3 separate regions of the Mus musculus genome follow, and all the other regions are linked to region 1. The links are chromatin loops, found by intact Hi-C in ENCODE. Cell type or tissue: left cerebral cortex. All regions are shown on one strand. Links, peaks and the distances in the headings refer to the core of each region. The heading gives the core; the rest is flanking DNA. Region 1 holds the start of 9330175M20Rik (RIKEN cDNA 9330175M20 gene). Region 2 holds the start of Tmeff2 (transmembrane protein with EGF-like and two follistatin-like domains 2). Region 3 has its middle 90 kb from the start of Cavin2.

The links. A loop is a pair of places that touch in the nucleus more often than their neighbours do. Peaks named below come from ENCODE experiments on the same cell type or tissue, not always from the same donor. Only the 100,000 strongest peaks of a DNase experiment are listed, where the experiment ranks them.
Region 2: it touches region 1 in a loop (9-fold over the local background); 6 of 42 quality-filtered maps call a loop at or near these places.
Region 3: a loop joins it to region 1, with 3 times the contacts of the local background. A loop is called at or near these places in 3 of 42 quality-filtered maps.

The regions. Positions count from the first base shown.
Region 1 is chr1:51,328,268-51,339,209 of GRCm38, reverse strand. 9330175M20Rik (RIKEN cDNA 9330175M20 gene) reads left to right here and starts at 5,431. Exons shown (of 5, transcript NR_045151.2): 1 at 5,431-5,526. In left cerebral cortex, for the core only: a CTCF peak has its summit at 5,058 (motif pointing right); DNase peaks (open chromatin) are centred at 4,715, 5,080, 6,020 and 6,565; H3K4me3 peaks cover 1,323 bases; H3K27ac peaks cover 2,517 bases.
Region 2 is chr1:50,922,247-50,933,188 of GRCm38, reverse strand. Tmeff2 (transmembrane protein with EGF-like and two follistatin-like domains 2) reads right to left here and starts at 5,666. Exons shown (of 10, transcript NM_019790.4): 1 at 5,070-5,666; 2 at 2,531-2,640. The coding sequence starts at 5,241. In left cerebral cortex, for the core only: CTCF peaks have their summits at 5,734 and 5,948 (motif pointing left); DNase peaks (open chromatin) are centred at 6,502, 6,785, 7,597, 7,929 and 2 more places; H3K4me3 peaks cover 4,896 bases; H3K27ac peaks cover 3,334 bases.
Region 3 is chr1:51,193,188-51,204,129 of GRCm38, reverse strand. No RefSeq gene overlaps it. Among named protein-coding and RNA genes, the nearest start is that of Cavin2, 90 kb to the left of the region's middle. In left cerebral cortex, for the core only: no CTCF peak of the experiment used is centred there; a DNase peak (open chromatin) is centred at 4,484; H3K27ac peaks cover 1,011 bases.

The DNA.
Region 1 (10,942 bases), core at 2,385-7,384:
AAAAGTTGGTGCCGTACCAGTGATGGGGTCACAAGAGGTTCTTTCTCATCAGTGAATCACAGTGCTCATGAAAGTGGCTGTGCTCGCTCTACGGAGAGCATATACTACATCTCCCTTCTGAGAGATCCAGCCTCCAGATAACCATAGTGCAGCCTTGGCCTTGAACTTCTCTCAGCTTTGAGAAACATGATGACTGTTTCTGAGTTTTGTAAACAACACAGTGTCTGGTGTGCTGAGGCAGGAGCATGAATGCACTCACACAGTGTGTAGGCTTCCCATGAACTACCCTGCCAGAGATTGTCTATGGGGCTATGTCCATTTCACATTCACTTCTAGTCTTTGTAAGAAAGTCATACTCTTAGTCCCTTCCCCTTCTTTTACCTTATACTGTAGAGTGGTGGGATTCCAGAGGAACTGACTCCTGTGAAACCAGGGCAGGGAAAGCCTAGGCAGATTTGCAGAAGCCTATTGAATTCATTTTCATATCATGTTTTCCCTCTCAGTCTAACAGTGAATTTTGATTTTTATGTAAGGATGTATGTGATGATAGCTAACCTGTTTATCTAAAGTAAACAAAGGACCAGAGATTCTCTGTGAGAAATTAAATCTGATTTGGTTATTGGTTTGACAGTGAAGATAAGCTTCGCTAGTTAGGCCACTGATGGACAGTTTCTATAAATTTAATGAAAGAAGAGACTCCCAGCTCTGAGGACTTAGCATTTTTAAAGTATGTTCTGGCATAAAGGATGCTGGCCAACACATCCTTCACAATAATTGGAAGTTATAATAAAAATTCGAGATCTCACCTTAAACATTTGAGAAAGAATCTAGGTCTTCCCTGTGTTTTAGATTTATTTCTTTTATGTGTATGAGTGCTTTGCTCGAGTACATGTATGTGCAGCACACATGTATGTGATTGAAATCAGAAGGGGGCGCCGGAGAGCCCAGAATTGGAGTTTGTTGGTTATGAAGCCACAACATTTGGGCATTGGGAATGGGACTCAGGTCCTCTGCAAGAGCACGTGCTCTTAACCAGCGAGCCATCTCTGCAGCTCTTGATCCAGACATTTAATTTTAACTGTTTTTGTTTTTGAGATCACGGCTCTTAAACATTACCTGTTGGAAATATGAGATGATGTGGCAGTCCAGGGAGGAAAGGTGACTTCTAACATCTTACTAGAAAAAAATGACTTAGCAATAACTAAACAATTCAAACAGTAAGGAGACAGGTTCCTGGAAGTTCTATATATACATACATGGATGATGTGTGAACATGACCTCATCCTAGCTGTCCTACAGTTGTTCTGGGGACGCACGATGAGTTCCACCAGTGGGTCACAATGTCCTAGCCTGTTCGTAAAGGTTGTTTTTTCAGAGCCTAAGAAATAAACTTGTAATTCTGAATTTTAAACATACTCTGGAATTAGTACCAAGAGAAAACAGCATTTTGACCTCGTATTTATTACTCAGAGATCTATTTTCTCACTGTAAAGTTAATATTCATTTTATGAGCGCTTGAAATGTCAAAAAGCATAAGAAAAGCAATGTAGCAATGTATTGACATTGTCAGCGTCTTTCTTTAACAAGTTGCAACTACCTTCAGCTTCATCCTCATATTATCATCTCACCTCTTCATTACATGTTTTCCTAGGCTATGTCTTTCGTGTGTGTGTGTGTGTGTGTGTGTGTTGCACATGAGTGTGCAGTTATACATGTCGTGACTGCCAGAGGACGTTGGCTATCTTTTCTATAACTTTCTGCCTTACTTCCCTGAGACAGGGTTTGCCATTCAACATGTTGCTGTTTGGCCAAGGAGTGTCCAGGGTCCACCTGCCTCCAACACCCACTCCTGGTTATGAGCAGCTACACTATGCTTTCGCATGATTGCTGGGAATTTGAACTTAGGGTCTCCGTGTTTTCAGAACGCATGCAATACTCTTACCCATTGAGCCCTCTTCCAGCCCTTGAAACATTATTTGTAATGGTATGCTACTGCACGAGAAAGGAGTTCTATGATTAAATAAGTCCACATTTCAAGACTTGTGCAAATACACAGACCCTTTCTAAAAAAGAGAAACAAATTCCTATGCATTTTAAAGGGCTCATATATTACTTTATTATGTTTTCATGTAGAAACATTGTGTAGAAACAGAGTAATAAGATAAATTCAAAGCCAAACCTACATACACATTTAAAATTCAGGTGTAAAATCAGCATAATTAACATTCTGACAGTCACGTGCAGTGGTGGCAGAAGTTTGGTAGCAGACCACATCTGCTGTACACATTTTTCTTGATTTTGACCCAAGGAAACAACCATTGTATCATTGTTATTTTATCTTCTAATAACAAAGGGAATAGTCTATTACTTTCCTGGGTCAATCAGAATTTGTATTTCAAAATATACTTTAGATGCAACTTTAAACAAAACTCTTTCCCACGAAATCTACTCTTAGTAGATACAAAGACGGCAGCTTCCATCAGTGTTAGTGTAACGTTAACAAGTGATACCGCCATTCAGGCTGATGTTGGGGAACTTGGACCTCTTTGTTCTTATCTTAGACTTCTCGGCCCTCCTTTGGCACTGCTGCTACGATAAACACAGGGCTGGGCTGTGAGGCCATAGTGTAACTGCAGTGACTTGTCTCCTGATGAAACATGACATCATGACCTAGACATTTTAAAAACATCACCCTCAAAAACAATAACATTAGTTTAAAATCTAAACCAAACCAAACCAAACCAAACAAAACCTTCCAAAATTCAGAGCCTCAAGTGTAAGCTTTTGGATCCTTTACTGACTCTAAATTGGAGAGACTCTGATTCTCTGTGTCCTGATAGCTCGTGTAGCCACGTATTATTGCTACATCAATAAAATAGTATATATCAGTAGCTTAAAACAACACCAATTTATCTTTCATTTTGGACAAGAGGAGGCCTAAAATCATGGTGTAGCTCAGAGCCATTGCCTTTTGGGAGACACTGTAGGTAGTCTGTTTCCCCCGTTAGCCTCTAGGGCAGTGGTTCGTATCCTTTCTAATGCTGCGACCCTTTAATACAGTTCCTCATGTTGTGGTGACCCCCACCATAACATTATTTTCATTACTACTTCAGAACGGTTATGAATCTTAATGTAACTACGTTTGGAGATAGAGGCTAGCCGGGGGTCAGGTCCCACAGGCTGAGGACTGCTGCTGAAGAGGCTGTCCGCATTCTTTGGCTTAGGGCATTTCCTTTGCTTCTGGGCATCTCTCCCACCTCTGTTGTCTGATCACATTTTAGGGTTTTGAAGTATCTGCTTTGCTCTTATGAGGACTTTTGTGATCACATCCAGAAAGGCCATAAGAAATCATTCCATCTCAAGTCCTTTAAACCTAGACTCATCCAAGAGGTCCTTTGTATCATGTAAGGACACTTACAGGGTCCAGGGTTAAGGACGATGGTAAGTTTGGGGAGGCCATGATTGAATATGGAAAGCTTTTCATATAGGAGACAAGATCAGCTGCCGACCGTGGTGTTCATTAGCCTAGTGCTGGAGTGCAGAAATTACAGAGCACTTTAAAACGGTTTCTCTGAAAGGGCTGATCCAGACTGCGCCCATGTACATAGTACATAGCAACACTTTCTTGTCCAAGGATCAAAATGGTATTATTTTTTCCCGAAACCCTTTGCTGTTTGGTAACGGAGATAATTCATATTTTATTTTACTGTGATTTCATGTTGTCTCTTTTGATGACACTGAGTGTCAAAAACACACAGAAGGTGATTGTAAACGCATTAGCATATTAACATACTTCCTTGGAAACTGTACTCAAGACTCTGTTATCCAGTGTTTACTTGTAAGCTTATGAGGTTGTAGTGTGGAAGGGGTGATGGGCAGCGGTGGTGGCTGGACACAGAGTTCTCTGAACATTTCAAATATTTAGGACAGTCAGCAACTAGCTGGGAGAGTGATCCTGTCCATGGGGCCCATCAGTTTATCTGGACTCATGACTGCCACAGCTTGTAGAGACCTGCAGCATGCAGCTTGTCTCTGCCTTACCACTTCTCTCCCAGAGGAACAAAGCAAAACCAAGACATTTTGCTTAAAGGCCATTGTTGTCTAATGGTGGGCATGGTGGTGTGAGTGACATAAAAAGCTCTCTAAATAAGTAAAAATTCGAAAGCCTTTTTATAAAATGTTCTATTACACAATGACTACGTGCTAACTTGGAGAAAATGAAATTGTAGGCAATTAAAAAAATAAAAACAAATGAACAAACGAACGAGCAAACAAAAACAACCCACAAGTCATGTTGAAGAAGGAAGATGTGCTAAGTAAGGGCTCCTTTATTCCCGGAGAGTTTGGTATCCCGAGGCCTGTGGTGACAGTAACAGAAAGTCTAAAGTGGTAAGATTGAGCACACACTATAAAATGGGGAGGGTTTTATAGTGGCTAGATTTTATTTGCTTATAAAGCCTCTATCCTTTCTGCCTCTTAAGAACACTTGTTGCCACGTTAGAGCATCCAGACATAATGTAAGGTAAACCCCGAGGAAAACATGCAAAACGCTGCTCAGAGGGTTCTGAAAGCCTACGGTTCCTTTTCTCACTTAATGCAACTGGGGCTTTGCTTTCCCTGAACAAGACAAGTGCCTGTGGTTTTCCTCCCTAAGATCTGCAGGAGGAGGCTGTTTTTAGCTGAGAGCTGCTGCTTTGCCTATCACTGAAGTGCTGGTTGTAGGATGCCTGGGAGAGAAGGCATCTGGAGAGGAGGAAGGCGGAAGCAAAATGCGTGTAGGGAGCTCAGGGCTAACAAGGCAATGTGCTAGGGATGTACTCCTGAAGCAAGGGCAGCTTGGAGGCAGGCAGATGGGGGGGGGGCGCTTTGGCAGTCTTTAGCCTCTTAGGTTCTTTCATTTGTTTGTTATTCTAGGGAGCTCTGATTTATTTGTATCATTTTACTGATATTGGGAGGTTAAAAATATGTTTCCGTGTGTATAGCAATTAACAGCAGGCTCTGCACAGTGGAATATTCCAGGATTTAGGAGACTGCTAGACTTTTATTGGTTCCAGCCAGCAGATGGCGGTAGTGTACCATAAAAGAGCACACAGGGTTCGCCCAGTGAAGCCGGGAGGTTCAGTTTTGTTTTGCTTTGTTATTTAAGCTCGACAATACCCATCTATATATCCTGTGGGCGCACAGTGTTTGAGCCTCGTCTAATCTTAAACTTGTTTTATGATGATATCATTATTTTTTACTGCTACAAATTAACTGTCGGTTTCAATCTACCCCATATTTCAGCTGCCTTGGGGGGATCATCTTGTCAGTTGTGTGGCTTTCCAATTTTATGACTGAGATCAAGAGTGATTCCTTAAAGGCACATGGGAAACAATGAAATGTGGGGCAGTGACTGTGAGCTCCGTTTGGTGGCCACTCCCGGAGGTGATCAGGAACGGTACAGAAGGACAAGCACGCCACGAAGCCCACAGCTCCGTCTGAAAAGTGACTGCCTTGACATTTACCCAGGCTCAGCCACTCGTTTAGGTATGGTCCTGACTTACTATCAATGGAGTAAAGCGGGGCTGCATGAATCCCAACATTATCTTATAGCGTTATATTCAAACACAGGAGAAAGTAGAGATTCTAGGGCACGAATATCTTTGATGATACACAGGAAGTTGTCTTCTTTCGCAGGGACAAAAAGCACCCGCATCCAATCACCTATTTACTCTCCCTTGAGTGGGATGCTTTCTGGGAGCCTACTGGGTGTTTGCCCTTGTGTGAAAAGTCCTTGTGAACCTACCGGCAAGAAGCTCTTGATTGCTGCCTAATCTTTTCTTGAAGCGTAAGGGCAAAAGAGATTAGGATCCTCTTGATAGAGTTGGCAGAGCACCATTGATTGATGATAAACTTGAAGGAGAAAGGGGTCATATTCCAGCTTGCCCCAGTCAAAGATTTCCGACAGACAGCAGCCCACTGTTGTAAATCTGTTGCCAGCCAGCACACTGTCCGTGGGTGTGCAGAGGCAGGGACAAAGCCCAGAGGCTGTGAAAAGACCCGGCTGCTCCTGAAATGCTGGGTGAACAGAGTAAGTGTGGGTTCAAGCTCCCTCCAAAGTCATCTGTTCTCTGCATAAGGGCTACTTTGGCTTTTTAAGCAATCTGTGACTCACTCGTCTCCTGCCACCCCACCTCCTAAACGTTCAGTCCCTATGCAATTGTTCTTAACCCTGTGTCTCTAAGTAAACCTAGAATTACTGGAGAATTTTCTTTTAAATAAGAATGCTTTAACCCCAGCTTCTAGAACTAGATGGTCCTTATTAGAATAAATAAGAATGGCTACCCTACAGCATGCCCAATATGAGTTAGGTCTCTTCCTAATGTGTGTGTGTGCGTGTGTGTATAGATCTCTTTATGTCTTTTTTTTTTTCAGATGTCTTTCTCAATTACTTCACCTTATTTTTTGAAACAGGCCTCTCACTGACTCTAGGACTCATTCTTTTGACTAAACTAGCTGGCCAGAAATCCCTAGGACTGCATCTGCCTCCCCAGTACTGGGATTACTAATGGATGCTGCTGCTGGACCCTACTGTTTCACATGGGTGCTGGAGAATCTGAATTCAGCTCCTTATACTTATTTGGCAGGTACATACTTTCTTGACTGGGCCATCTCTCCAGCCCCAATTTTAATTTTTATGGCACTCATTCAACACGAATGTATTGCTTGTACTCTTTCTATATGACCCGAAGCTTAAAGGTTGATGGCTTTTCCTACTAAAGGCCAAATTGGAAACAAAAGGAGGATGTTTGTGCCCCTCCCTCTTTGTGGTACTCTGACTTTAAAGACAATGTTTGCTGTAACACTGCTCTGTGGTCCTGGACAGGTGGGACAGAGAAAGGCAGAAACTGTAAGATTTATGCAGACAGACTGGCGTATCTGCAAACGTACCAGGCAGAAGATTCAATATACAGAGGCTTCGAGGTTTCCAACGGTTGGATATGCAGAGGTTTGAGATACTGGAAGACAAAATCAGGAGACTTTCCTCGGGGATTTAGCCAACAGAGAGGGGCTGATTTTTTTCCAAGCCTGGGCTTCAGAGCTCCATCCAAATTGTGCAGTTAAAGGCACAGAGGAAAAGCACACTTAGGACTGCTCTGCTTGGATGTCTTTGCCTGGATACAGGGTACAAAGGAAGGATGCTAATGCACTGGTCCGTTAGGCTGTCAGGTGAGGATAACAGCAGGAGTGTCAGCAGCATCTTACAAGGCAGGCGGCCTCAGGTATTTATTAGCGGAGACCGTGTACACACTGAGGTAAGTGCACAGAAACGCCTTGGACACTGAGCACAATTCAAATGGGCCTGCTATTGATCCTTGGCGGAAATGTTCATGTCTGCCTCATGAACAAATATTCCTCCTGAGACCACCTTTAACCAAATATTTAGTCAGACCTCTCCAGAACGCATTTACAAGCTCATTTCTGTCCTCTTTTCACTGGGTTGCAGACTGGGGAGCAATCCCAGGAGAACTGACTAGAAGGCTTTCAGACAGTGCACAGTAGTAGGTTTGCACACAAAGGCACACTGGGACTGCAGTGGAGGAGAACTAGACATTGCTGGGAGTTAACAGACAGGGAAGGGCAGGTAGATTAGGTAGTAACCTCTGCTGCTGAGGGAGACTGTGGCCCATCCAGGAGCAGTTTTGTCAGACTGCCTGTTGACCCCAGTGTAGCTGCTTCTCCATATGGAGATAATTCAGTCTATTGTGGATGTGGACACAGCCAAGTGTGGAGAACCACTTAGGGCAGTTTAAGAATCCATTAGAATCATTAGATCTCCTCAGAGCTAGCCAGAATAATTAAATCTGTGTCCAAGTGGAGACTAGTTTAGCTGCTGATTTTAGATTTTACTTACCTTTCAAAAGAATTGAGAGGAAATTCTTATGCGCGATTCACTCACAAATGCCTTCTAATGGTTCCATAAAAACATTTGACTCATCTCCGCTCAAAATGGCTTCATATTTACATTGCTGAAGGCTGTTCTCAAAATGTATTGTGACTTTGTTTTAATAGTAACTCAGGTTACTCACAGGATGGCTGGGAATTGAGCAGTCTGTGATTACAATATAAGTGATGTTTTAAAGAAATCAGACTACGAACTCATTTGATTGCTCAAAGTTCTTGGTGCATTATCTGGATAGCCTGTCAATTTTTGTCTGGGTTAGTGTCAGAAGTTTTCAATTGCACGTCCCTCCAGGGTAGGACTGATGTCATCTCCATCACTTTGAGAGCTCCAGGCTCTTCATCCCATAAGCATTTCTTGAGTGGCCATTATGAGACTGGAATTCTCAGCTGGTGAAGAGAGTGCCTACATTTATAGGACAGCACAGACTGCTGTATGATCCTGTACTAAGCACCAAAACAAGCTAGTTCCTTTCTTCTCCATGTCGGTGTTCTTTCTATATTTGGTAGGGCAGTGATTGAGTACAGTGGGTGGTTCTGATGCTAAGGTCCTGTTCCGAAATTGGTTCTTGATCGATCAATAAAGATTTTGTATTGGCTCAATTGCTGGGCTCTTCTAAGCCTTCCTTGGCTATCGTGCACCCAAAAAGGTGATCGGCCACGTGAGATCTCTGGTGGAGCAGCCATAGGCCACTTGCTTCCTCAGGCGGGAGATTAGAAATGCAACAAAGCGGAGGACAGTTTTGGGTTGCTGGGCTAGGAGAAGGTAAGTTGAGAAACTAAAGTTGAGGGTAGATCTAGGGTGCTAAGCTGGGAGTGAAAGAAGGGTTGAGATAGCAAGAGGAAAGCTTAGAAGAGCCCAGCAACTGAGCCAATAAGGTAGGGTGAACAATAAGCTAGTGTGTGTGTGTGTGTGTGTGTGTGTGTGTGTGTGTGTGTCTTTCATCCACGGATCAGAGGGAGCCTGATGGGGCTAGTAACGTGATCTGCCTGGAGCTTAAAGAGGAGTAGCAAAAACTACATGCAACATAAAAGCATGTAGATATTAATGATTTATATTTGTAAAAACAAGATACTGAGTTATACTGTTTTGTATGTGTGATATGTGATCTGTGTGTAAGGGTATATGTGTCTATATGCACATATACATGGTCCAGAGTAGAACGTTGGGTTCCTAATCTATTGCTCTCTGCCTTAATCTCTTGAGACAGGGTCTCTCACTGGATTGGAAAGTTGCCCTTTCTGTTCACCTGCTATTCTGCTAGCCAAAGAGCTCTCAGGATCTACCCGTCTATGTGCCCAAATCCGGAATTATAAGAACATGAATGCCATGGTCATCTTTTTTATACTAGTACTGGGTATTTGAACTCAGTACTTAGTCAAGAGTACAGAAGTGCTTGTAACCACTGGACCTTCTCCATATCTCTGATGTTGTTTTCTAGTCACTTGGAAAGTGTTGGCAAAGGTAGGAGATGAACCAGGCTCACAAAGCTGCTTTAAAATCTTTTAACTGGAGCCAGTCACTTTCTACAAGTTTTTGAATTCCCACCAGCTAAATTAGGAGTAATATCCCTTCTCTAGATTCTTTAGTTGCCCAATATTGAAGAGATGTATAAGTATTTACAACTGGAAGCTGTGTTAGAAGCATGGCTGGTAGGAGAAATTGTGCTTATTGATAAACTTCTTTATGAGACACACAGTGCTAAAGCAATACTACTACTTAAAAAGTAGGGAGTGTTACCTAAATATTCATTAAATAGATCCTGTACAAAATATAGCATCAGAATAGGAATGATAAATCAATGCTTATTTCTTGGTTAAAATAAGAAACCAATAAGCAAATATATGTTAAATTTTACCTCTAACACTTTTTTAAATGGAAAAAACATCTCATTTATAAAGTGAAGTTAATAGTTTTACTTCATGGAAGTAGATCTCGACTAAGGGGGATGTAGTAGTCTGGAACACATAACATGCTGTGTGTATGAAATGAATATATTAGTTAGGAACGTGAATTTACTGCTACATAAACAGTAGTCACTAAAGTATTAATTTATGATTTTAAAAATTTATGGAGCTGGGCTTGGTTTAGGCTGATATCTCTAGCTCTTGGGAGGTGGAGGACCACCTATTTAAGGCCTCCTGAGCTACAGAGTTTAAGCCTAACTTGTGCAAATAAGTGAGATACGGTCTTAAAAAAAGAAAATAAGAAGCAGACCAGAGATAGCCCTCAATGGCTGAACACCAGCCTCTTATATGGGACCTTAGGTCCAAACACAGTCAGGGGTGGGTGTCATCTGAGAGAGGCAGGGGTGGGTGTCATATGGAAAGCCAGTTTCAGGCAATAGCTTTTTCCCCTTAAGCTCTCCAACTGAGGAATGGGTTTCCTTCAATACTGCCTTCAGAAATGTTGCATGGTCAGCTTTGCAATAACCAGTAATTGTATCCTAAGTCCCATGCTTTGCCACAAGTTGTTGGCCAAAAAGAATTCATTGGCATCTGGTTGCTATGTAGTTCCTGCCACATGAGGCCATCCCCAGTCCAAGTCGCAGGGCTGCCAAGGACTCTGCTCCTGAGGTGTTAAGATCTCCTTCCATTTGCCACATTTGCTTGATACACTCATTCCTATAACCTCAAAACATCCTGTGAGGTGAAGATTTTCTTTTTGAAAGTGTTATTTTCCTATTGATGCAGAATATTTGACTGAGATTTACCCTCTTAACTAAGCTTCAAACTCTACTGCACAGTCCTGTTAGAGACAGATGCAGTGCTCAGTAGTTCCCAAGAGCTGCTTATTCATCTTCTTTAAAATTTATTCCATTCTATTTTATGTGAGTTGGTGTGAGGGTGTTAGATCCTCTGAAACTGTCTGGGTGCTAGAGATTGATCCTGGGTCCTCTGGAAGAGCAGCCCGTGCTGTTAACCACTGAGCCATTTCTCCAGCCTAAGAGCTTCTTTTGTAATGCTGGATTTATACCATTGCTCCCATTTCTCCTCCCCT
Region 2 (10,942 bases), core at 2,943-7,942, 410 kb after region 1:
ATGTAAATATATCATTTGGTTTACTGTGTTTCATTTTCTAGAATTATGACTTACTTAATTGGAAACTATTTATATTAATGGCCATGAATTTCCTCATCTTATAAACAATGTAAAGGACCTGGGAATATATCTCAATGGTGGAGCACTTGCCTAGTACATGCAAGGTCCTGGTTATGTCACCAGCAATGCAGAAGAAGTAAGAAAAGTGGGAAAAAAAGAAGGGAAGATGGAAGAAAGGAAAAAGTAGTGAGTCAGCTAAACAAACTTATCTAACTTATAAGAATTGAATGAATTTTGAAGGGTAGAAATTAGTGTATTTTAAAGTATCTAAGGGAAGTCAGATTCATATAAGCTCATTTTAGTGTTTTAATAATAACACATATAGGAACATATTTAGGTTATGTACAATATGTGCATTTATGTTTGAAATTTATCTCATGTCCAGAAAGACTAATGTACATCCCATTTTAAATATAATAACTTACACTCATATCTGAAAATGCACAAGGAACAAAAATTTAGGATACTACATAGAAGAGATTTTCAGATGTCTTCATTTTTATCAGATAGAAGGGGAGAAAACATTAAAAAATAGAAAAAAAACACACAAAACAACATGAAAATGCTGAAGACTGGGAAGAAACTTGTTCAAGGAGCTCCTAGCTTAACATAGTTTATCTCATGCAAGTTGTACAATTTTATTTAACCATCAACTTGGTGTAGACATTCAATAATTATGATAAATATACAAAGTTTAAATTTACTACTAGAAAGATTTTTTCCTCTTAAATTACTTATTATTGTAAAACACACTAATAACAGTATAATCCAGTACAAATAAGGAAATATATTTATATTTCCTATTTAAATTTTCATTTGGCAGCTAAAAATCAAACACAGACAGTTCTTTAATAGGAAAAATGATATGCTTCCATTTTGCGCATTTACCCAGAATTACACCAGTTTTTTTTTTTTCCAGTGAAACACAAACATCTCATTTGAAGAATGTGCTTTGTGAACCATCTTCTGCTAATTACAAGTTTACTTGCTGTACCTATCCCTGGCTACAAAAATAAGAGAAATTCTCAGGAATCACAAACTTAAAAAGAAAAAGAAAAGGTATGAAATTCCATGGGCGTGATTTCTCCAGTTGGTTTTCCATCCTCTTTAGTTATCAATTATAAAAATTATAAATTGAAAATTCTCATGTTCCATCTCCTTCACGTAGCTCTTCCCTCACTGTGGGGGAGACCCTGAAAGTAGATGCCACATGTATGTGATCTGCACTGATGGATCGCTAAAGCCATGGCAATGTCTTTGGCCACTTTAAGCTACCAATAATCTTGCTCTGTTTCTCAAAAAGGAGGAAAAAATGCACAAGGAGCTTTTATCTTCTCTAAAAGTATCTCAACCCATATTTAAAGGTGAGTTTTCTTATCTGCCTCACCAAGATGTAGGGTTAAGTCCTATGTATTCACCATTAAGTCAATATTCAATATGGTACAGTAAGTCAAAATATGACTTTGTGTTTCTAGTTTTCAACAACTCATGCTTTTATAATTTTGGAAGTGCCTTTGATCTTGTTCATAGTTTTATTTATATGCATATTTCTTGCATCAGCTTAAATTAGATGTAAATGTTTGGTGTTAAATGTAATTCAATAATAATCAAGTGTGAGTCCACGGTACTAGTTCAACATCCAAGTTATTTGAGGCTATATATTATTATATGAATATTTTGAAAAGAAGCAGACTCCAGTAATTTTCATAGTGGCAAATGGGATAAATAATGATTGTAATAACAACAATGGAAGCATTATTTTAAATTCATTTTAACAACTTTGATGATAACTTCTTTGTAAAAATATACTTTTCTTTCTAACTGTTGAAAACCTCTCTGACAGATGACAATGTCCACCGTTCTGCTTACGATTCAACATGAGGCTCTATGTGCTCATATGAATTCCTAGGAGACTCTGTAGTTGTTTAATGTGCTAGTCTCAAAATCTTTAATGTATACAACAAGGTTCATGATTTCCAAACTGGCACAGTAGTTTAGGAGTGACCTTATAGAAGTTAACATAAAATTGCATCCTCTTGACAGGATAAGAAAACCAAAGCCCATTAAAACAAACGACAATATAATAAATAATAATAATGACAACTTGTGAAGAACAAAAGTACAAATCCATATCTGCTATCCACTGACTATTTTGACAATTATCCTCAGTCAGTTGACCTATAAAATGTACACACCAGTGCTTCAGGAAGGCACACTTTCCGTCCATATCTAGAAAGTAGAAACTGAAGCTTATCCAACATCAGTGGCATTTTTGACTAGGTCAGTCACAGGTCCCGAAAAGTTATATGTCACCTTGACATCAGCTTGCTCTCTTGCCAGTACTTTTGTTTGATGCTAGCCTCCTTTTGAGTCTGTACAGTTATAACTTGCCAAATGATGAGTTGTACAAGAAGCTCACTGCCTTGCAGCCTCTTTAATGAATTGAAGATGCAAATATCAGATATCTTACCTTGAACTGACAGACGCAAGTCACAGTGTCTCCAATCCTTAAACATTCCCCGTCAAATTTACAGGTGTTGGTGTCACACAGGAAGAGATCATTTTCTCTGTCATCGTAACCTCAAGTTGAAAAAGAATGCTCCAGTCACTTTAAAATGTTATAATGTATAAAGAGAATTCTAGTTTGTAGCACAAACAGAATTTTCTTAAAATTTAATTCCAACAGCCACAAGTGTGCCTTCTACTAATAACCTCAAAAGTGATCAATAATAGTCCATACATTTACAACTGTTTCCTAATAAAGTCTCCCTCAGTATCACCTTTTGAGCATGCTTTCTTAAATTTAGCTTAGACTAATAGTGACTGTGTGAGTGAAAGTTTGACATTTGCTTCTCTGCTTTCTTTTTAATTTTTTTCCTCACTAAGTAGGGTATATCAGTGACCCAAACTCAATATTTAGGAAAAGATTTGGTGATGGTTTGTAGTTGCCATTTTAATATTTCTGCCTTTAATTGTTCTTCGCTTTAAGATATGAAATGACCCTTACTTACAGTTTTTTTTCCAGACAAAGAGGAAGCAAAACCTCAATAATAAAGATAAACAGACTTGGTGTTTTCTGTGAAGGTCTTTCTGACTCAAAGGAAGATTGATCACCTTCAAGTTAACAGGGATGGGTGGGGGCTGCCAAGCTCTTCACAACCTTCCAGAAATACAGTTCTTCATTTTTAGTTAGTGAACACAGCTTTGAGAGATCTGGTTTATAACACATTTCCTCATTGTCAATGTTATATTCAAGCTAGGTATTCCTAATACCAATATTAGTTAGGAAACAAGCTAGTCATGTTGAACATTAGTTATGATCAAATTTTAAGGATGTTCTGTTCCCAAGTGGAATTTATTCTTTTTAAAATAGCATACATGAATGAAGGAACTAAGAATAAGTTAGAGACATGTTGTGTTTCATAAAATGCCAAATTTAGAAATTACCAAAAGAAGAACCAAGTCAGTCTACTGACCCAAATCTAATATGACTGTACATTTCAACTTGTCTTAGCCAAGGTTAAACTGGAGTGGTGCACATTAATTAATTGACCTCAAGAGTTGTATTAGTCATCTCTTAGAACTGTACATGCCTCTACCTATAAGTTATATTTAATAATCACATCCTCTCAAAAGTTACACACACTTCCTTTCACTTACACATCTCCAAAGGCTATCTTATTCAAAGTCGGATTTAATTGTGAGAAGATTTTACTTAACTAAAATGAAATGTTATAAACACACTTGCTAAAACAAGACCAGATTAGACCATGGAGACAATGACCATGTGTGCTTATAGAGTTTAAAATGCCAAAGAAATTACACTATGATTCTTCAGGTAAACTAGACACTCTGATACTGAAATGTAAAACCAGCCAGTAAGAGTGCAGTAACTTCGATCTTTGGGCCCCTTTCAATTAGAGGCTTCAATAGCATGCAGGTGTCAAGCTTCAGTATTCTGACAGAGACTGAATGAGCAAGAGGACTGCCTGACAATGAAACCCAGTGCAGAAGTGAAGGGGTTGGGACCTGCCATGGTAGGGTCACTGTGCTCTCAGAAGAGAGTCTATCAGCCTTGGGGCATGCCCATTCTGGCGTGGGGGAGGGGGCGGGGATCTATGTTTGCTTCTTTCTCAACTTCTGTCCTCCACATAAGAACTTGGATGGGCATACTTTGGCTACAAAATCAATGTCTTTCAAAGTCAATGGCATTTGCAGCCAAAGGAAGAGAGAAGAGAGTGGGGGTGGGGGTGAAAGGAGAGAAGAAAAGGGAGGGAGAGGGAGCGCTAGAGAGAGCAAAAGAGAGAGCTAGGGAGGTATAGACAGAACAAGCTAGAGGAGAAAAGAGAAAGAAAAGGGGGAGGAAGAGGAGAGGGGAGGAGAGGAGAGGAGAAGGGAGGGCAGGGGAGGGGAGGGGAGGGGAGGAGAGGAGAGGAGAGGAGGAAGAGAGAGAGAGAGAGAGAGAGAGAGAGAGAGAGAGAGAGAGAGAGAGAGAGAGAGAGAGAGAGACTCCGTTCCTGGAAACTTGCCTCCTTAGAATTATCTGTGGCCCAGTGCTGACTAGAAAACCCCTGCATTCAGAAGCATTTTCGGCAGCCTTAACAGTTTCCCTGCAGTCATCATTTGATTTATTGCTTTCTTGATTGTTCTTTCTCATAAAGTTATTTTTCGCACATCCAGGCTAGACTCTTTTATTTTTATTTTTATTTTTTTTAATGATGGGAAATGTTCTGCGTTAGTGTTTTCCCCCAGGATGGAGAACTACCTCTGTAGTATTTCTCTAAATCCTCCGATTTGAAAGGGGCAAACATCTATGGTTCCCCACACCTGTACTTTGTTCCTATCCCAGCACGCCCAGCCTTAGCTGAAGCAGTTCTCAATGTTTCTCAGGATTGAGGTGGGAAGTTCTGGGTTTCAGGCAGTGGCTGGGCAGACATATGAGAGTAGACAGGTCTGTGCGGGTTCCGCGCTTGGAGAAGTGAAGTAGAGGGCTGAGGGTCTGGACTTACCGGAGCAGTTCCAGCCGGTGGGCGTTTGGCAGTCACTTAAGGAGGTAGGGAAAGCAGCGAGTTTTACCGGGCGGGCTATGATAAGCAGCGTCACGGGCAGCAGCAGCAGCCAGCAGAAGCCCTCGCAAAGTGTCCAGCTGCTGCACTGCCGCGGGGACTCCCACAGCACCATGACTACTTCGCGCAACTCTGCAGCAACCAAAGGCTTCTGAAGAACACGGGATCGCAGGGGCCACGCAGCGGGCTACTGAGCATCCCGCGGACCGCGGCAGCAGAGGAGGGGGCGGCGGCAGGGACAGCCGGCGGTGATACTGCGACCAAAGGAGAGCATGATCTCCGGAGTTTCAGCAACATCCAGTGACCGGGCTCAGCCTGCGGAGTGAGAGGATAGTCCGCTGAGAAGCTGCGCCCCCGATGCAAGGAGCTGCTGCCATAAGGAACAGGGTCGGGGCAAAGGAGGAGCAGGAGACAGAAACCAGGGTGCGGAGAGGAGGCGGCCAATCGGCCGAAGAGAAGAGCGCGACCAGACTGGGTGGAGGGACAGTCACAGCGCCCCGCAGCCCAGCCGCCGCCTCTCGCGCTCTGCCGCCCGCATCCCTCTGGCGTTTGGGAAGCAGCAGGTCCTTAGCCCGCCCGGGGTCACGTGGGAAGCGGCAGTCGGACTCTGATTGGCGGAGCGCGATGCAGGTCCCGGGAGGGAGGGGTCGGTGAGGAGGTGCAAGGAGGAGGCGGCCACTGATGCCACAGATGGGCTAGTTCTCTAGGCTCTAACCCGAGTGGGTCTAGGCGGGATGGCTCCTGGGAGAAGCTCAGGCTTCAGGGCGGCTACTCCCACGTTCTTTCTCCCACTTGCCTGGCTTCTCTGCTCCATGACGCCCCCTACTGTGTGCGAGGTCCAGGCTCGCGCCTCTCTTCTGTGCGTGACCCCGGGCTGACAGCACCCGCTGCGGCTGGGTGGCCTTGTCTTCCAGCTGGATGTGGTGGGGGCGGAGTAGGTGGAGGACCCGCAGCCACAGGGCAATAGGGGAAGCGGGTAGGGAGCAGAGGGCGTCCCGTTGGCGCCGCCGGTCCGGGAAAGAGATCCAGGCTGGGCATGTCCTGGTAGCTTAAGAAGCATTAGGATGCTTCTCTAGGCGGTGGCAGAGAAAAGAGGGCAAGAGGCGGCAGTGCGAGAGCCAAAAGACTCTGGTGGCTTAAAGCAGCAGCAGCAGCTAGCTCCCCGAGCAAGCCCGACAGTGCTCGCCAGGCTGGAGCAGCCAGTTTCGCTGGCTCTCCCCATTCTCCCTGTGCCTCCTATCCCTTCCAGGCTCTCCGCAGCTCAGCCTGCTAGATTTGATTCTCTTTCCCTGGAGCTCTTTGGTAAGGTACAGACCGGAACCTATTTGTGGGGCTGTCTAAAAGGTTCAACAAAATGTTGTTGGAAGGTCAATTTTGGTCTGGACAGGAGGCCGGAGGAGCAGCGAGAGACTTCTCTGAATCCAAGCTGAGAATGGGTTACAGGGCGAATCCACAGAGAAGCGGCATCCCGGAGGAGAGCTTGGAGTGATTGGGCGTTAGACTTGGGCGTTTTACACCTTGTCTGTGGATCCCCAGCTACCTGGGAGAGGCAAGGGAGCCTAGCCCGGCAGGAGTCACTACCTCCGCTTGGTTCTCCTTAGCCCCAGCAGAAACAGCAGAGAGATATCAGCCTTCCTTCTGCTGCACTCCACGCAGTTAGACACACTCTTTAGCTTAATGGCATGTTAGTTCTCAGGGCCCAGAGCTTTTTGGGACATAGATGGAGAGAAGAGTCTGTCTCCTACGACTCAGGTCACTACTGCAGTCACAGGGTTCTTGGTGCCTTGCACCAAAGAGGTTTCCTTTTGCGTTTGTATCATTCAGTTATTTATGGTATTTTTTCATTCACATTATACATATATACTCCTGCTCTATTTCTCTTTCCTTTCTCCTTCTCTCCTTCTTCCTTTCTTTCAAAAGCTTTCCCCTTTCTCTTTCTTTAAATTTCCTTGTATCGCCCTCCCATAACCTCCTGAATCTTGACTAAGAGCATTGTTTGATAGCATCTAACAAGCAATTAACGAGCTTAACCAACCACTTAAAAGCGGCACCAATAGACTTTGAAAGGCGGACTATCTATCTATCCTCCGCAGACACCACCAGAAAACAAACTGTGCCAAAGCAGTCCCTTTAAGTCCTGTACCCTCCAACCTCTCCCCACTCCCTTGCTTTTTAACTTCGCCTCTGTGAGACGTGATCCTGCAGCACCTCTGAGCCTCAAAGCCACCTCTCTCTTTCTTCCTCTATGTGAAACCCTTCCCTTTATCTTACATCCCGCCTCCCTCCCAAGACTACCTTTCCCCCTCCCCCGCCCACCTCTCAAGATTTCTGAATCTTGGTGTCTCTTGCCCCTGGCAAATAAGCAGCCGCAGATCTCAGCGTTCCAGTCAATGGCATCTCTCACCAGCGAAGACTCCATTAACACAGATCAATTTGACCAGACATTGGAGGCATCAGAAAAATCGGCTTTTAGATGGAGCAACTGAATTGTTGAAGGTAAAGGAATGCCCAGAAGATGGAGCTGCCAAAGATATCGCAAAAACAAAGAAACAGAGATGCCTTTCAGTGGAGTCTGCGACATACATTCAAGCTTAATGCAGATCTAGCTGCATCAGCCACACAGTACCGAATGAGGATTTGGAATTTTCCATACCAAAGCGTGGATCAGCGATCAGCAACTAATCAGGCTTTTGAATATGAGCCCCTCTGCAGTTATGGCAAAGTCCCTCAGACAATGTGTTTTTGCAGCGATTATGATCATAAACCAGCGCTAGGGTTGCAGGGTTTGACTGTAACCTAGAATTACAAGGAAAAATGTTACTGAATTCTCTGCTTAGTAAAATTTTGGTGTGCTTTGTAAGAATTTGTATTCTTCAGACACTTTGCCCACAGTAACTTAAACTGCCAAATGAGTTAATGACTGGCTGCGATGGGTAGCAAACACAGTTACCTGCACAGAGGTTCTTTAAATTATTGAGGAGTTGGAACCAAAGCCTTTCAGTTGGAGATGCTGTGATTCTGTCCCGCTCAGGATACATTTAGTGTTACAGTGCCACCAAGAAACGGAATTTTGCAACTGGCAGGCACCACCAAGTGGCAGAAGAACATCATTTACTGAAGGGAGCACTGCATTGTTCAATATGTAAATAAAAATATGCATATTATTTAGTTCTTCATTAGGTATTGAGGAAATAGACAGGCACTGACATTGCCTTATCATAAAATTGTACTAGCTCTTCGACTCTTTCCCAGCAAGCTCAAAGCAGTTTCTTTACTACACTTAACTTTCAAATATGCCTATGAATCGTGCCTCATATTATATATTATATGATAAGTAATAATTTGATTGAACCCATGCCATGGGTGTTCAAAGTTCCTATTTAAATTAGTGAATAATACTAGCTTTCAATGTTCCTGAGCTAGAATATTTTAGTTATGGAAAAAATAGTCTAGGACAGAGAGAGGTTGTCATGTCTTAAAGAAATTGCAGATTGTATTTTTTGTTTTTGCATAAAACTATGTTTAAAATGTAATAATGTTTTGTTGTCAGTTTCATGAATGTACATAGATTTGCATTTCATTTGAATGATTTTTATGATTTTGAAGTTATGAAGTCATTACTGCACTTCCCCTCTTTCCTCCCTCCAACTGTTCCCAGGCATTCCTGACAAATTCATTACCATGTGTCTTTAGTTATTGTTACACGTATGCATACATATAAAAGATAACTTTTAAAAAAATTGAGGCAAGACTGAGGGGTAGAGCTTGGTTGTAGAGGATTTACCTCACATGCAGGAGGCCTTGAATTTGATCAACTCCACAACATCAAGGACAACACCAAAAGAAAGGATATCATTATGACCTGTGAAATTACTTAAGGCTTAGGAAAATTGGTACAAGGAGAAAGAGGAGGAGGAGGAGGAAGAGGAATTGTTCTAGAAAAAGTAATGCTGAAGATAAATGAGCTTGGGAAAAATAAGACATTTTAGCAATGAGGGATTTGATTTTCTCTGCCTCTAAAATTTTTTTTATTGTTCAGGAGAGGCATGAAGCAGGTTGTGCCTCCTAATGTATTAGACATTTAACAAACAGAAAGAAACACACTGTCATTTAATTCCTATAGTACCCCTAGACACAGAAGTAACAACCAGTGTTTTGTGAACAAGTTGCATGAAGCATTTTAGAACTTAACAAAAATTCTAACATCAGAACACAAGACCTCCTATTCTTTTTTCATATTACTGTTCCTTTGAGATAGATTATACAGGTTCTTCCTGTGAAGAATATCTATCAGTTCTTTCCTTGGTTCACAGAACACAGCCACATGCAGTAATTCTCAACCAAAAACAATGAGATCCAGTGATTGCATATGTGTTGATCATATTATTAATTGAGATAGTTTTTAACATTTAAAATTTATTTTGTGTGCATGCATGTGTATCTAACAGCATATATATGGAGATCAGAGGAAACGTGAGAATCAAGTTTCTCCTTTTATGGACCACTGGAGTTCCATAGATCAAACTCAGGTCATCAGGTTTGGTACTAAGCATTTTACCCTATGAACAATAACACTAGTCCAGGAAAGTCTTAAAAATACATGTCTTTTACTTTTAAGACTATAATATAATTACATCATTTCTATTTCCTCCTTTTCCTTCTAAACCCTGCCATATACTCTCTTTTCTCTTTCAAATGCATGATCTCTTTTTAAATTAATTGTTTTTATATACCCAAGACAATTTTCTGAAGTGAGATATCATTGCTGAATTCCAACATACTTGATACAATTTGTCCACAAAACAAGAATAGTGGACACTTCTGTCTCATTAGAGGGGTTTTCGTAATTAAATAACAGTATGATTCTTTCTGTGTGGTTAAAATGTTTGACACACTAGGAAGCACTATATATGTGTATATGTGTACTATATATTATATGTGTGTATATATATATATACTGTATGTAGTATATATAGTATTCTGTCTGTATAATGTTACTTGGATGTATGTTTGTAGGACTGACCAGATGATATTAGCTTATCATTTTGTGTGCTATTCTCTGGAAAGGACTATTTGTCTTACTTATTTCAGAATTCCTTATGTGCCTGTGGTTCTTTGTATAAGGCTGAGGTCTCCCACCTTTTCCTCATCCATTTTGGTTTTTTGGTTTGTTTGTTTGTTTGCTTGTTTTGCTTTGTTTTGATTTTTTGAGACAGGGTTTCTCTGTATAGTCCTGGCTGTCCAGAACTCACTTGGTTTACCAGGCTGACCTAGAACTCATAAATCTGCCTGCCTCTGCCTTCCAAGTGCTGGGATTAAAGTCTTGTGCCACCACTGTCCAGCTCTCATCCACTTTGGAATGTCTATGGTTATTCTTGTTCAGCTCAAGATGATGAGTATAATGGGTATAGCTGCTGGCAATTTTAGGAAATGGTCTCACAGAAAGCTCCCTGGTCCTGTGGGTCTTACAGTCTTTCACTCCCCTCTACTGCCATGTTGCCTGAGCCTTAGATGATGGAGTTGCTTTGTAAATGTATCCATTGCGACTGAGCACCACAACTCTGCATTTTGATTGCTTATAGTTTTCTGTAATTGCTTCCTGTATTAAAAAGAGATGGTTATGTGATGAGGGGGTGAGTATAAGTTCCATATCTCACCAGGAGAATTTTCAAATCAGAAAATTTGGAGTTTGATTCTGTATTCTGTGTTCATATTTGCTTTCGAACTAAGGTACTACATACACCTAAGCGTGAGTAAAAGAAGTTCACTCACTAGGTTTTCACACTGTTTTGGTAGAAAAGTTAACAGAGACTTAA
Region 3 (10,942 bases), core at 2,180-7,179, 130 kb after region 1:
TTTTCTCTTTTCTTACTTTTATAGCCATTTTTTTTTCTGGCACAGCGCAGAGATGCTTAGGACAAAAAAAATTCAGAGACAAATGTGGCCAGATGTTGCTGCTCTGGTTAGAAACGTATATTTCTTGGGATTTTCTCCAGTTAGTGTTTCCTTTTCAAACATGACACCACCCACCACTGGAGTATGGGGTATTTTTTGTGTAACTTGTGTCTCATGTAAGAGACACACAGTAATCAGCATAACATCTCCTAGGAAGCGCTAATCTGCTAGATCCAATAAGATGGTGTACTAAGACCTAATTTGATAAAATGCGGTAGGAAGACCAGAAGGAGAGATGATCAACACCTGCAGGGAGAGCCACTTCCACCTAGGGATCCAGCTTCCGTGAATACGTACAGAAATGGCTGCAGAGGGTCAGTGCATCCTGAGAGAGCTGCATTCAGTCTTCCTTGTAGAATCTAATGAATTTGCCTTCAAAACCAGTGCTGGACCATATGAAGCCAGTACTGCAGAGGACTAGGGTGGGGAAAGGTTGTCAGAACAGCAGAAAGCCCACGCGATTCTTATGTCCAATCCTTGGACCAGCGTAGGTGTTGCTTTTTTGTCTTGTTATCTTTTTGAATCCCTTACAACTTCAATTTCTGACTCTACGATGCCTCCATTTTTCCTCCTCTTTCTGCTATTGCTTTTAAAATAAGTTAGAGCAAAGAAAGCTTCATATTTATTCCATTACTCTCGTTCCTTGAGGTTAAGCCTTTGGCCCCACCCCCTGTGCCTGATCATGTATATACAAGGCTTGTCTTTACTTTTCTGTTTTTGTACAAGCATCCCTTTCCATTGGCCAGCAACCTTGGCCAGTTGAACCCACACTGAACATTCACTATAACAAGATATTTTTTTGTTTTGTTTTGTTGTTTTGTTTTGTTTTGTTTTGGTATTCTCTGCCATCCATCTTTGAAACCTACACAGACATCGAAAGCTCCTCATTTTCAGGGTGTTTGTGAGTAAAGCAGGTTAACTGAATTAACTGTTGGATTTTAATTTTCCGTCTTTAATGTTAAGCACCTGTACTTGTAGGTGTAGAATAACAGAAAGTATTCAGTGGCGAAGGTTCAATTGTGCCTGACACACAGGGTTGGTAAAGGGCTGCAGATCTTCAGGGAAATTGTTTGATAACAGCATCCTCAGAGCTACCAAATTTGTAGCATTGGAATCAACTTGCTATTATGGGCCACGATTGAACGTGTTTTAAGTGGTGACTGTTTGTTCAAACAAAATATTCTACTGCTTCATTTACGAGCATTTAGAACTCCCCCTCCTACCCCTTGGCTGGTTCTGACCTTTCTACTCTGTATTTTAAAGATCCCTAGACACCCAAGCTGAGGAGTTCTCATGCTTAAGCTGACCTGTTAGCCTTCTCAGAGTGCCCGTTGCTTGTTTGAACTTTCAGTTGACTGACCTTTTCCCCTCACTCTAAGCCACAGGTCAGAAGTAAATCCTTTTGGGTACCACAATGACTTGGCAATGTGAGCGGGTTCATACAAGTTAGGAGGATCTGTGTCTCTTCAGCTAGACCTGGCTGGTTTAGATTCTGAACAGGCTTCAGTTGTTTTCTACAAGGATATTGCACTGGTGACAGGCAAGTGTCCTTTTTCAGAATCACCTGGGGAGCTTATTAAACATTTAAATTTCCATTCTTCTTGTGGGAATTCAGACCAACTGAATCTGAAAATATGGAACCAGGGTGAACAACTGTCTCAGATAATTTTCATGCATTCAAAACTTCTTCTGTATATGGCTTCAATTGCCAGCTTTCCTTTCTTTCTGCCTTCCTGCCTTCCTTCCTCCCTCCCTCCCTTCCTTCCTCTCTTCACTCGTTCCTTCCTTCCTTTTGTTCTTTCTTTCCAGTGTTGAGGATGGCACTCAAAGCCTCATAAACGCACTGCCAACTGAACTAAATCCCCAGACTTTTTATTTTATAATTTAAAACGCTTCTGAGGTATTTATCAAATGTGAAGCAAAGGATAATAACAGTGCATACTCTTTTAGCACAACTTCAGGAGGCTGCCGAACACATTTAAACAAATGCAGGCTTCCCGTTTGTGTCTCATAATCCCTGAATTACAAAGCATCGACTCCTTGCCAAGGCTTGTTTAAGGCTTCTTCACCATTGTAACTGGTCTTTATCTTCTGTTCTTTAATATGAATGCTACTAGGAGGTCATAACTTCTTATCTGGCAGCCACGCACTATGTATACAAATTCTCATTATAAAAGGATGAGACTTTTATCAAAGGGAAAGTTGCATTTCCTCTTCAGTGTCAGAAAACACTCCCGGGTAGCCTTTTTCATGAGAGGAAAGTCTATGAACCATGTGTGTTGCATGGGCAGAGTGTGGTGACCGTCAATATGCTCAAGTAAAAGCAAAAAAGTAAAAGTACCTATGTGATTAGCTCAACTTTCAGGGTCATAAGTAATCATAATAAAGGAGCAGCCCTAATTATCATGTCATTCTCATATGTGACATAGTAGGGATGCAAAGGACCTCGGAGCACACTAGGTCTGCACTATGAACCATATTAGTGTGTTAGCAGATCTAGGTACTTTTGATTAACGAATGAGCCCTGATTTCTTGATAGGATGCCATGGCACTGGTCATTAGGAAAAATCAGAGGTAAAAATATGGAGTCCATTAAGGAAAGCACAGTGGCTGGGCTAGTGGCCTGCTGTTTCCTTTGAAAACTATATTTTTCACTATGTGACACTACCTTCTTCCACCTGATTGTTCAACAAGAGGAGAGCTAGCTTAAGCTTAATGGATTGGATTTCTTTGAAGACTGTGTCATATAAGAACAGCAGACTGTAGGAAGGAAATTGGTGGCCTTCATTTGATTTCTGGTAGAGTTAGAGACATTCATCCACTTCTTGCACTTGACTCTCTTTCTTTCATAACTTTTTCACTAACATCTTTCTTAAATTTTTGAAATTGAAGGAATTTAACCTTATTCATTGGCATGATCCATGTAAAAGATTTCTTTATATAATTTATATAGCTGGTTAGGAGTCAGATAGCTGCATGACCCAGCTACTGCTATGCTACAGAGCAGGCTGTCAATGAGTCAGCATGTGTCTGGAACCAAGTAGGTGTTGATTATTTCCACCGCCCAGCTTTCTTATAAGACTCATAGAGCTCAGAACCCACGCAGAGAATTCATCCTTAAGATTCTATTCCTCTACAATAAATGTCAGAGTCCAGTCCTGTGTAAGTTCCCTGTTGTCATTTAGTATATTATTCTAAAACCTATTTGGTAAAAACAACGAATATTGATTATATCGTAATTTTTATGGGTCAAGAATTCAAATTACTTACTTGGGAGGTTCTAGCTTAATGTTTGTCACAGGTGATGGTGAATTTACTGGTTGGGACTGCAGTTATCTAAAGGGTCAATAGGAGAAGGATCAACGTTCAAGCTAACTGTGTGGCTATTAAGAGGTCTCAATTCTTGTTTCATGAACTATTTCATATCACTGGCTTGTGATAATGCTCAGTGACTTTTCTCAGAAGAACTCATGTATGGCCCCAGTTTTTACAAACAATATTGACATGTTTCTGGACTGAGGTGGAGACGAGTTACCATATCTAGCGACAAGGGAGATCAGTGAAATATGTCATTGGTCAGATGTTTTGATAGGACACAGCCAACCTGCTATGACAGGGCAGGGTTAGAATAATGCCTGTGCTTGTTTTTTTGTTTTATTTTGTTTTGTTTTTGTTTTTTTTTTTGTTTTTGTTTTTGTTTTTGTTTTTCTTCTCTCCCATCACCATACTTGAGGTAAATTACATGTAAGCTGAGCCCACTTAAGAGCTAAAGAGAAAGTCCAGAGTTGTCCACCTCCCAAACCACAGGGAGGCCTTGGGCCAGGGTGTGGATTGCAGGGAGTGGTTTTGAGGGCAATGGGGGAAGTTGTTCAGCAGAGCAAGCACATATAGCAGCTAACAGCAGTCACATGCACAGTGAACAGGTGTGCAATTAATGTTAAGTATTATAATGATTATCATTGCCTGCCAAAGGGTCTATGAATGCTGATTAACTACATTAGAATGTTTGTGTGGGAGAGACCACAAAGAAACCTCATTTTCCTACCTACGGAGTTTGAACGTGAGGATCTCCGCACCAGGAGAATTGCCTAGCATCATTTACCTCAGGCAAGCTAAGAGAAAAAAATCTCATTCAGTATGATACTCTACCCAATGACCCATTAATGGACCTTCCCGCTTCACATTCTCACTGGTACAGAATGGTAGAAAGCTTCCTACATTATATGTTCTAGCATCTCTCCAGATCAGACATCAGCTCCTACCCGAGAGCCAGCCTTGCTAGGCACGGAGGATGGATGTAGCTGCAGCAAAGCTCTGCCATCCAACGTTCCTCCCACCCAGCTGCCTGCTTCTATCAGCTCCAACAGCCACAAAAGTTGCCACTCCCACGTAATTCAGCATACAGCATTCAGAGGGTTCCTGAGCATCAGGTTGGATACCAGCAACAGATGGAGCGATGTGTAACATGGAGAGGTAGCAAGGAGCGGTGGGCAGTGAGGCAGGGAGCCATATGGGCAGTCTGGGAGGTGAAGTGCAAAAAGCAGGGTGGCAGCTCTTGGTGCACATGTGGAGATTCCTAGGAAGCTGTGGTTTTCACCTATGCTCTCTCCCTTTTTCCCTTTCTGTCTTTTCTGTGACCACTGTCCAAATGGAGCAAACCTTGTTGCTCATGTGTTCTGCGACATGGCATGTCTTCTCTGCCCCACAATTCCAAGCATCTCTCCAAGGTTGAGTTTCAACAGCTCTATTATCCTTTGAGGAAGAAGCCAGTGTGGCACAGATGGCATTTTAAACGTATTTGTTTCTGTGTCAACTGCTCTGTTCTGAACATAAACATGAATTTGGTGCCTTCACTGCTGTAAGTGATAAGCTGCAACAGCGTCACTTGTTTCTGAGTTAAACGACAGCAACAAAATGAAAAATCACCATTAAAAGGCGATATTTGCATATTTTATGCTGTCAAAGAACATGGCACTAATGTAGCATAAGGAGAATTCTTAAACAGAAACAACACACTTTTCAAAAATCTAAGGAAGGTTTTTTTTAATGCTGAAATTTCACTTATAAAAAGAAACAGGGAATGTTTATTTCACTGGCAAAATAATAAAAGCACTTTGGGGTGACATTTTTAATAGCATATTAATTTGAAATTGTAATTTTGAGGAGTAATTTCATTTACATAAACACCAAATGCATTCTAAATGCTTGGTATTATCATAATGACTGGAAATTAAATTAATAATGATAGGGAAGTTAAAATCTGACATAACCTTCTTGAAATTTTTTATCTACTCCTATTGAAGTCACACACTGGACTTCGTTTGTTGTTTTAGCTTTGCAGTTCTTCAAATTTGGGAGTTTAAATTGACTTTCAAGAGGCATTCATAGAAACGTGAACCAACCAAGCATTTTAACAGCTGCATGGCCTGATGGGTCATTGACATACACACACTCGAGACTGTAAGCACACACACACACACACACACACACACACTCCATAATGTTAATTACATTGCTCCTTTTCATTCTAAATTATATCTAAGCTATGGAATAAAATCAAGACATTCACAAGGCAGGGAGGTTTCTTTACCCACCCTGAAGATACAGGTATTACTACAACTGTTTCTGGTTACAGGACTCCTTAGGGTGGATTCTTTGTTTTCTTTCTTTTCTCCTCTTTCAAGAGCTCATGTGCATCAAGAGCACATGATGATGGTCAGTAAGTCTCATCCTGCTGAAGGCTGCAGGCCCTTTAATGAGACACGAGGCAGCAGGTAGTCTTGATTCAGAAGATTTGTACCATTTGGAGATTCAAAGATTGAGAGGTAAACCTGGAATTTGTTTGTTATATGAGTCACTTATAGAGTGAACAATTCTCTCAGGAAGTGTAAACACGATCCAAAGCACCCAGTAATGCCTGCTCGTTGGTAAGCTTTTGGTCACTATCGTACAAGGTTTTGGTCTCTTTGTTTCTTAGACTAGATTATGACAAGAAAGTCAAAAGAATATGCCACTAACTATGAAACACCAGGCAACACAAGGCAAATTATGTTCCACCCAGAACTCTCTTTTACTACCAGAATGCTCTGCTGATACAATTTCAGCATGCCTTGGCCATAATATCTCAGGGTATCCCACTGCTTGGGCAAAACTTCTCAAATGGCCTACAGAATAACCATTTTACCAAGATGGTGCTTGTCCTGCCAATCCCAGTGACTCTTACTCATTTCCTTTTACCCAAGCTTCAAAACATTAACTAAAAGAGAATGATAAGATGGATTTCCACAATTTATTAAAATTATTTATTCTGAGATTTGAACCACCCACTAGTAGACTAAGTTGCTGGGTATCAGAGATCTTACAGCTCATTTGTATAACAATTTCTATCCAGAAATTGAAAGTACACAGCTAACTCCATGCTAGGGTCCCATGTACGCAATGTGGAAGGACATAGAGTTGGAAAAGCCCTTTATAGTTAGATAAGGGTGTTGCTTTTAATATATTTCCATTCTCACAGCCTCTTCCTGGAGTTCAATGGACCCAAGACAGATTTGAATGGGCTCAATGGAGATGACAAACAAAACAAAGTCAAATCCCATGGGATGTCTACTTTACTTTTCTTAAACCAAGGAAGAAAAGAGTAATGAAATTTTAATAATAAACATACAAACACATAATAGCAATATCTGCAGTTAAAACCTGTTTAGTCTCTGCTAGTATCTTATAGGGCTGCCTCCAATACATCTGATCTGACCTATTTGATGAATGAATGAGTGAGTGAATGAATGGATGGATGAATGAAACTGAAGTCATTCTTGGACTTCTACCAAAGATGCTGTAGAAATTGCTCCATTCATCTGACCTTACAGGGCTGCCTCCAATCCATTTGATCTTCCTAGTCATATCTATTGATCATTAGCCAAGCAGGCTCTTTTTATCTGAAAATTTAAAGCATTGTGGTATAGTATAATAAACACTACTTTGCAAATAGCTTTCCCCCATCTCTCTCTCTAAACTCCTCTTCCTGTCCCAAAAAGCTTGGAAGGTGAGATCCAGCGTTGCGGGCTGTCCTGAGTGGCCTCCCTGCTTGCTATTGCTGAGAGAATTTATTCAGAAAACAGTTCATTTGTGGCTGTCCCCATGGAAAGGATCAATTTTATAGCTCTTACCTTGGTAGCTTTGGAATTACTGATCTTCGGTGGCCAAGGTTTTTTTTTTTTTTTTTTTTTTTTTTTTTTTTTTTTTTAATAGCACTTGGGATGCAGAGGCAGGCGGATTTCTGAGTTCGAGGCCAGCCTGGCCTACAAAGTGAGTTCCAGGACAGCCAGAGCTGCACAAAAAAACCCTGTCTCGAAAAACAAACAAAAAACAAAAAACAACAAAAAAAACTGTATCCTTGAAAATGGATGGGTATTGACAGAATCTGGACCACGAGAGACTCTAGTGTGTGCTATGCCTTCTCCCTTCTCGCTTCTCGCTGCCTAACTTCATGTATGCTTCAGTTTTAGCCTATACCCAGTCCACCTTTTGCTATTTCTGATCTCAGAGCCAGTTAAACAGCTGTTCTTTCTTTTTACAAAAGAAAAACCCAGAAGCAAGAGATGCTGATGGGAAATAAAGGCATACACATTCTCATCCTGGCTATTGGAAAGGGTTGTGTCTGACACCGGCCACACTGCTTCCTGCGTGAGCTCTACTGCACTGTCCTTTTTTCTTTCTTTGGCCACTGGTGTTTCACAAGACCCCGTTTCTTCACACTGTCCATCATGGGTGCTGGAGGGATGGAATGAGAGACAAGGAAAGATCACAGTTTTGTAAGTGTGTCTTGGAGTTCAAGTGCCTTTCAGAAGCATTAGATCATTTTTAATCTGATGTCTCCTAATTAAACGGATTGGGAGATAAAATGCATCCAACAAGTGTCAGAATTATAGAAGTTAAAAAGCTCTGGGAGTAGGCAAAGCCGTTTGAGTTCCTAAACCTTCAGGAGACTGAATGTCCTTGAGTGCTCTCCTAGCAGGGAGTTCCAGGCCTCAGCTGGGGGCTTGCTGTCATGTTGTAATCACTATAATTTATAGCACACCAGCTTCATACCCTTTGCCCCATCAGGGAGCCACCTGGAAGCTAAGTCAGCCTGATGCAAGATCAGAATAAAGGAAAAGGAAAGGAAAAAGAATGCTAACTACTCTCCCCCTTAAAGACTCTGTAGAATCAGTGTGACCTTTAGGGCATCTTTTTTGAGGACTAACTTTCAAAATGAACACACCTTCAGTTTCTGTTGCTATGTGCTATTGGAGGGTGGTATCATATGTATAGAGCAATTTATCCAGCATCTTTGGTAGAAGTTCAAGAATGACTTCAGTTTCATTCATTCATTCATTCATTCACTCACTCATTCATTTATCAAACATTACCAACTGGGTTATAACAAGACAGACTTCTAGATCTTAGGAGGGTGGACACTTCTTGAAGTAATGTTAGAGACATGAAAAAAAAAGGTAAATATGAATGTGAACAAGATAAATTCTGGGATTCTCTCACTTTTGATGTCTAAAATTATCTTGTTCAACTCTTGCTCTTGGCACCTGTACTTTAGCTAGAAAGAGACATTGTATTGCTAAGATTATTCTGATGGGGGAATGGGCAGGAGGAGAGAGAGGAAAGGTAGAAACAAAAGAGCCAGGAGCAATGTATGTTAGACAGGATGGCTTCCACAGGAAACATGAAAACCGTCAGAGCAACTGCAGTAGCACTCAGATAAACCCTCACCTGCTCTACAGGTAGGTGAGAGATGTACTTGTCTTCCCAGGCAAGGATGACAACACGGTGTAAAAAAATCGATTTGGGGTTGACTTGGATTCTCATGTTAACATTGCCCTCTTCCAGTTCTGACACTGGGTAAGTTATTTGTAAATTTCTAGTTATATTATCATGAAACTGATATTGTTATAAGATATATTAGAGACTCACTACAAGAAATAAGTGAAAGAACATTCATAGAGTGACCCAAAAAATTCCCGTCTCTTAAAAAGATGAGCAGGAGTAAATGCTTGCTGTTCTCTAGTTTATCTCTATTCACAAATTGTAATTTTTTTGTGTGTATAATACATTACTGCAATCCATAAGCTGTGGTAACAGTTTCTTAAAATTCTCCACGATGACTAGTAAAACTAAGTCAGTGACTTGTCACATCCCTAAAATTACTTGTGTAGAGTGCTAATGGAGAACTACTTAGGTTGAGTTGGATTTTTCAAATGTCTTCAGTCAGTTGCTTTGATTGTTGACTGGGGTGAGAAAATCATGGCAGAATCCAGGCAGCACCACTTCATGGGTTGGGGCCTGAACTCTCTAAGAATGAAGAATGTTACCTGAGTATGCGCAGTCTAGCAACCAAGCAAGATACCCTTGCTTTTTGTTTGTTGCTGACTGTTGATGTGATATGACCGGCTGCTTGAGTTCTTGCCTTGATGCTCCTAAAATGCTGGGCCATAACATGGAATTATAATGTCCTCAGTTGCTGCTTGTCAGATATTTCTTCATAGTCACAGAAATGAAACCAGGACAGGACAGCTCATTGCATTACTCCCAAGCTCAGCGAAGGGTCCTGACTGTCACAGGGGAAGGGTTTTGATTTGTCTATTTACTCTCAAATCCAGCAGCGTTCCTTTGAGTCAGACCACTCTTTAAGTTTGAACTTTTAAGGCATTTGGTACTGTGAAGGAACAGCTCCATGAAGGATCAAAGAATGGAACATTCAAGGTCAATTCCAGCATTTTAAAGGAAGGGTGTCACAGTCCTGGGCAGAATAGGAAGCAGCTAGACCTAGGGAGGAAGCAAGGTAAGAGAATAGAAAGCCCTTGACTTGAAAGAAGCAAAGCAGACCAACAAGAATCAAACATTGTGTCTCTGCAGTTTGGCTAGAGCTCTGACAGAGAGATCTGCAAGGACGAATTGAAGGAAGTAAGACACAGATGAGTGGAAGGATTTTCTCCTAATCTCCAGTGGCTTCACATTATCTCTAGACGTTTGTTCAAAAGAAATCTTGTGAAACCTTCCCACAGAAGCCTTGGGGAACTCAGACCTGAACATGCCTCTGCACGTCATAGCTAGTTGCAGAATAAATGTCAAGAATTCTGAAGGGAAGTGATTTTGTTTCCTGGATCATGCTTCTTTACATCAAATGCAAATCAGAGTGAACGGTCGTCCATCAATGTCTTCTCACAGCAGTGTTTGACAGGTGGTCGACTATAGTCTTAACAGTAGAGCTGCAAAGGCGAAGCACCTGCCTCAGGTTAGGGATTCTCTGATTTCAATGCATTGACAGTAAGATCCCCTTTCTGATTTGGATCTGTAGTCTTTTTCTCAATGTTATCTGTTTGGAGTAGATCACGCTCTTCCCCCACTCTTCCTAGAAGCTCAGTGGATATCTTGTCTTTCTCTTTTCCCTTGAAAGGCTTTTCTTTAGTTACTCAGATCTCTGTGGACTGGGCGAGAACAGGGCTGAGCGAGTGGTAAAATGAAATTGCCATCTTTTTCGGTCAGCCGGCACAATGAGCATTTGAGCTCCTTGAAGTATTTTTGTGCAGTTTTCCCGAGGAGCATTTACTCGCTCCCACTGAACTGATAATGATGAAGCCTCGGTGTCTGTTGCCTTCAATCATTTTCTTATTCTGCCAGCTCAATGATTTTCTTCAACTCCACTCCTGCCAGCTGGTCTGGCTGGGGTGGAAGGGAGAAAAAACAAAAAAACAAAAAAACACCACCACAAAACAGAAAAGAAAACAAACAAACAAAAATCTCCTTTTGGTGAGGGCTATTGGAAACTTCACTTTTAGTTTTTTCTTAA